Regions from separate parts of the Homo sapiens genome. Here region 1 is linked to region 2. A link is a contact called in ENCODE Hi-C or POLR2A ChIA-PET data. All regions are on one chromosome and are shown on one strand. Each heading gives the region's core, a stretch centred on a gene start or an enhancer-like site at or near the end of the contact. The rest is flanking DNA. Distances are from core to core; before and after follow the strand shown.

Region 1 (2,700 bases), core at 165-2,664, 36 kb after region 2:
GACATGTGTCACTGTGGTTCAGCATATTTGGCCAGATCTAATCACAGGGCCCCAAGGAACTGCAGGGGAGGCTGGGAAATGTATTTTATGAGTATGCATATGGTTAGTGAACATTAACTGCTTCTGCCACTATATTTTTGTCAACTAGAATTGTATGCATCCCCTTTTTCTACTTAGTGTGCTATTAAGGTTAGTAGGTTGTGGGGGGTTGGGGGTGGGAGGTAGGGAGAAACAGGATACAAGGATATGCATAGTGATGTCTTCTATCTTTTCTAGTAGCAGAACCCACATTTCCTTATGAGAACTGTCTGTCTTCCAATTACAGCTCTTATAGTCTGGCTTGACTGTTCCCTGGGCTGGGCATGTGCCCTATACCTGACCAACCAGAGATCATTGTAGGACAGAAGGGCGGGGCCATATCTGCCTATGTGACAATAATTGTGCCCATATAATGCCATCAGTGAATGTGTCCTTTGGAAAATGAAGCCAAATCAAGAGACCATTGAGCCAAGAGAAAAGAGATAATTTGGATGGCATTGATAGATAGAACCTTTGGATCAAGCACTGCCAGTTCCTATCTTGACTTCCTCAATTATGCCAGCCAGGTATTCCTTTACTTTGAACTAGGTTGAGTTGGATTTCTGCAACTTGCAAATAAAAAAGATGAGCTAGTGGTTTTCACTCCACAAAACTTCAAAACACCATCCTTTCACTCCTTTGTCTCTAAACTCGAATAACTACCCATTGCCTAAAAAAGTACTGATTATAGCCTCTACCTTTACATGGTAGAATTGTTGCTTTTATGGTACAGTTACCATATAAATAAAAAATGTCTAATGTCCTGTGTGTGTCTCTCCTAACCCTAGTTCAACCATTGAAGAGTTTTTTTAATTAGCAGTCAGCTAATTACTACCTGAATTAAAATGGATTTAATTTTGGCAGCTAATCATTTCCACCTGTGAGGAATCAAATAGAAAAAAAGCTTGTAGAATATTAAGGGAGAGACTCCCCTCTATTCTGATCATCTCCACAAAAACCAGACTATTAGTCAATAGAAGGTTTTGCAAATATCAAAAGTCAATCTGAGTAATGTTTTCTCTGGCCATGGCAGCATAAAGACATAGATCCCACAGCCAGATCCAAACTCTGTGGAGTGTTTCAGGGGATTTGGCTCAGTTACCCTATTTAACCCAACACTTCACAAGAAAAGTCTGAAAGAAGATATGCAATAACTTTCTGGTGACCCAAACTATTGCAACCTCAGTCCCTAAATCACATGACATTTGTTTACTTTCTTTCCAATGGGCTGATTAATTATTTGTCTTTATTTAGTGTTCTAAATCAGGAGCCAAAAGAAGTTGGAGCAGCTGGGGCCAATTTTTACATGTAAAACTAACAGAGCAATTTGGCTGTCTGATGCTGAACTGAAGAGTGACTTTCCTTTAACTTTGTCATCACTACAGCATCCAACCTGCCCTGTTCCAGATGTGCAACAACTGGGCTTTGAAAGAGTGTGACTAGAAAATCAAACAAGGCACGTGGACACACAAAGGAGATAAGAGGCTCCAAGAGATCACGTTCCTTTCTTGTGTAATTTCTTTCATCTAATTCTGTCAACATTTACTGGAAACCTCTATCTGGAACACAGATTACCTCAAGTAATCTGCCTGCCTCAGCCTCCCAAAGAACTGGGACTGCAGGCATGAGCCACCACGCCCAGACAATTTATAATCCTAGTGATCATGTTAGAACAACATCTGTTGTCAACCAATCATTGAGTATTTGTTGAGGATATTCTTCGTGCTACATTAAGTGAATGCAGGCAGCATATCAAGTCTCTACCTTTTTCACAACCTAGTTTGGTGAGATAATGTTAGTATAGATTAAGCAATTGTTACTAGTAAAAATCAGTATATTATTAATACTAAGTTGTGTGGCACAGACTAGAACTCTCAGAAAAGAGGCTGCAATCATAAATATGGTGAGAGTCAGAGATCCTTCTGGGCTTTAAAGAAATGCTTAATCATAGACTGTGTACCTATCCCCCTGCTGAACAAGACACATCCTTAGTTTCAAGACAGACTGGGGTTTGGGAATATGGGTAGCTCTGTGCTAATGCATCACCCCACTGAGGAAACAGGGTTTGTATTCTACTTACTGTGGCTTCATTGCATAAATTTTATGCTCATTGGAGAGAATATTTACTCACAATCTAGCCCATCCATTCTTATAAAAGAGACCTCTGAAAGCTAAGAGTCACTTTCCTGAGGGAAATGCAAGACTCTGGGAGAGAGAGGGCACTTTGAGAATGGGAAAATTGCCTGTGAAATCAAATTTAGGCGAAAAGATAGCCCAGCAGCCATATGTAAATCATTCCCTCATGTAGGAACAATGCTGTGCACTTGGTAATTCAATAGAAAACATTAGTCATTTATCATCCTTAATTATCAGTCATCTCTAACTGCATCTGGTTTGCATTTTTTATTAGAAAGGTTTTTTTTTTTTTGAGTTGGACTCAGGCATTTTTTTTCTTCCGTTCCTGATTTCATTTTGTTATTCTTTTTAAAATTCCATCACTAATTCCCATGATGTGAAGAGGTTTCTATTTCATAAGACACAATAAATCAAGCAACGCCTCTGTTGTAACGTCGTCCTTACTGCGCATTTGTCATGGGCCCTGGATTGCTGAGTTTACTCAAG
Region 2 (2,700 bases), core at 58-2,557:
TCATGAAAATATCTTGCTTGAAAACCACTATACCCATTAATTCAGGATGCTAATAGCTTTCTTGCCTTTGGTGGTCAAATGTACCTCAGCAGGGTGGCAGTAAATGGATCCTCTCTCTCTAACCAGAGCCTGTATTTATTATTATTATTATTTTAGTGTTACTGCTGACTTTTATGGACTCAGAGTATTAATGTGCACAGCTTAGGACCTCTAAAAGTATAGTGCTGCCCAAGCAAAGAGACATCAGGCTATCTGCTTTGCTCTCTTTTTCTTGTCTTGCAGTTCAGGATTTCAGCAGCAGATCTCAAACATTTCACTGATTATTTTGTTTGGGTTTCTGGATGTGATTTGTGGTACACTGGGGGGAAATCTAAAAGTATTCAAGGATGATTTATTTTCAGTTTTTCTGTTTAAACCATCTTATTTAAAATGTTTCGAGGTTATATGGGAGGTGAGTTTGAAACTTTGTCACTGACTCAATTTGGAATATGAGATTTTAGCTTAGCCCCTTTTTTGGGTGGTCACAAAGATTAGTCCAAATAGTTCTGGAAAGTTGGAATATTAATTTTAGTCACATTATCCTTAAAAATTATCCAACACTTAAAAAATATTTGAAATTATTTGTTATTACTACTAATTGAGGTCTTCTAAACTATGATTCCTATTATGAGGCTTATTTTTGTATTAATCAGGAAGTTCAGTTTCCCATTCCTGAAATGTCACTAGGCTCAGAGTATAATTTGTTTAGTTGGTACTTATAAATAAAAAAGAAACCTGATTACTTCCAAACTATTTTGGTTTTAGAGCATAGGTCTCAAGCCCTCTTATTTTAACGAGAGAGTTTTATTTTTTGGCGTTAGGATCTTATTACTTTCGGCGTAAGTTACAGCAGATCCTTTCCAGGATTGCTCTGGTTTTCTATGTTACCACTGTATTCCTCATGTGCTTACAGCAACAATATCACCTAGCAAATTGCCTGCATTTCAGAAAGTCCTGTAGTTTGGATTTACAGTATAATCTGTGAAGGAATTCTAGGTGGTCTGTGGACTGGCCTATTTTAATGTTTATAATATGACAAAATGTATAATTTTGTTTCTGGCATATATTAAATATCCATAAACTCCAGACGGTTACCTTGGTGGTGTTCATCAGAGGTGCCTCCTTCCCGTCTATTCTGGTGAGTACTTTTTGCTCTAATAGCTGGGAGGAAATAGTGGAGTAGGTGGTCTTTGTGTTTAGCCAAAGTGGCCAGCAGATTTTGAAAAGTTTAAAATCTGCTACAATTTTCTCAGCCACTTCCTGCCCAGGGTGACCCAGCTTTGGGCCAGCTTGCCACTGATTTCCTTATGACTAACTCTTTAAATACAAGGATTGAGCAATAAAACATTTTCAAACTGTTTAAGCTCTGGGAGGTAAGTCAGTATTGCCACTATTTCCTTGTTGAGAAAACTCACTCAAATATTGAGATTCCCTACATATTTAAGAAGGATGGCAATTATAAGTAAAAACAAAACAAAAAACAACAACAACAACCTTATTTCAAGTTTTGTAGGGGAAAGTAGAGTATGTGTTAACATCACGGGAGGCATTGTAGTGGGTGTGTTTATTTTATTGGGTTAAAATTGTGCTTTAAAAGTTTGAGACATGGAAATAGCTTTTAAGGTAATATGTTTTATACTCGTAAATTAAAGAAGCAGGGATTTGACTTTTTTTCAACACCAGGAAATTAGACGTTGAGGTTGTGTTATATAGATGCCAATATAAGCAACTCTGGCTCTTGAATAAAAGTTCTTAGTCGTTTGGTGTTAGAAGAACTGCTGACATCTTATGCTGGAAATATTATCAAATATTGCTTATCCAAAGAGATATGGAATAAAACATAATGTTTCTCTGTTGAAAACTGAAGGTGACTTTTTTGGGAAATGATCTTATTTTCCATCCCATTGTAATAAATCTCCCTTGAAAAAGCACAGTGGAACTAGGCTCATGTTAATAGTTCTAACAGGAAAAAAATTCTTTGTAGATAAAGCAAGGCATAAATAAACTCATTAATGCATTGCAGTGGTGGAAATGGAGGTGAGTGTTGCCAAGGCAATTGATGACCTTATTGTTGACCTGCTTGACCAAAAGAGAATAAATTATTCCAAAATAAGAACCTTGGCTCTTTTTGCTGGGCTATGGTTCTGTTCCATTTTAAAGTTATTTAGAAAACTAAACACTTGCAAGAATCTTTGTTCTTAGAAGGACTGTATTCATAGAATAAGTGAAATCTACTTTGATTTCCGACTTACCCACTCCCATTTTTCTCAGATATTTATCAAGTAATGTGGTTTGTAATCCAAACAAAAAAAAGTGCCTTAATCCAGAACATACACATGGAGACAATAACAGCAGACTGATGGTGTTTGTACTTTACTAAAACATTGAGATCTTCTCTAAAACAGAGTGGTTTGAGAACATAGTGTCTAGAGTGTAAAGAATTATAATGGAATGGTAAACATACTGTGATTCTATCTGGTCATAGAATCATAGAGACCAGCACATTCCTGTCTATCCTTTGGGGTGAAAAACTAGGGAACCTGACCCCTTTCCCTTAAAAGAGATCTGCCTTACGATGTTCATATGTTTCACTGTGTGGGATAAGCAAGTTGACATTTAGACATAACTGAGGCCAACCTGGAATTTGGCTCTTATCCCTTC

The links. A loop is a pair of places that touch in the nucleus more often than their neighbours do. ChIA-PET counts read pairs that join two places held with the same protein, here RNA polymerase II (POLR2A). Pooled maps may share reads with other maps.
Region 1: a loop to region 2 is called in a map of prostate gland, with 2.5 times the contacts of the local background. The contact joins two enhancer-like sites. A Hi-C loop is called at or near these places in 2 of 168 maps with a recorded cell type or tissue (Caco-2 and prostate gland) and 1 of 50 pooled maps. POLR2A ChIA-PET finds 5 or more read pairs at or near these places in 5 of 52 experiments (AG04450, BJ, GM12878 and 2 more).

The regions. Positions count from the first base shown.
Region 1 is chr6:126,075,906-126,078,605 of GRCh38, forward strand. It overlaps a transcript of TRMT11 not described here. Among named protein-coding and RNA genes, the nearest start is that of TRMT11, 91 kb to the left of the region's middle. Within about 2 kb of position 1,415, at least 2 of the 41 ENCODE cell types and tissues checked have a DNase peak (open chromatin) inside an H3K27ac peak, as active enhancers do.
Region 2 is chr6:126,039,669-126,042,368 of GRCh38, forward strand. It overlaps a transcript of TRMT11 not described here. Among named protein-coding and RNA genes, the nearest start is that of TRMT11, 54 kb to the left of the region's middle. Within about 2 kb of position 1,308, at least 12 of the 41 ENCODE cell types and tissues checked have a DNase peak (open chromatin) inside an H3K27ac peak, as active enhancers do.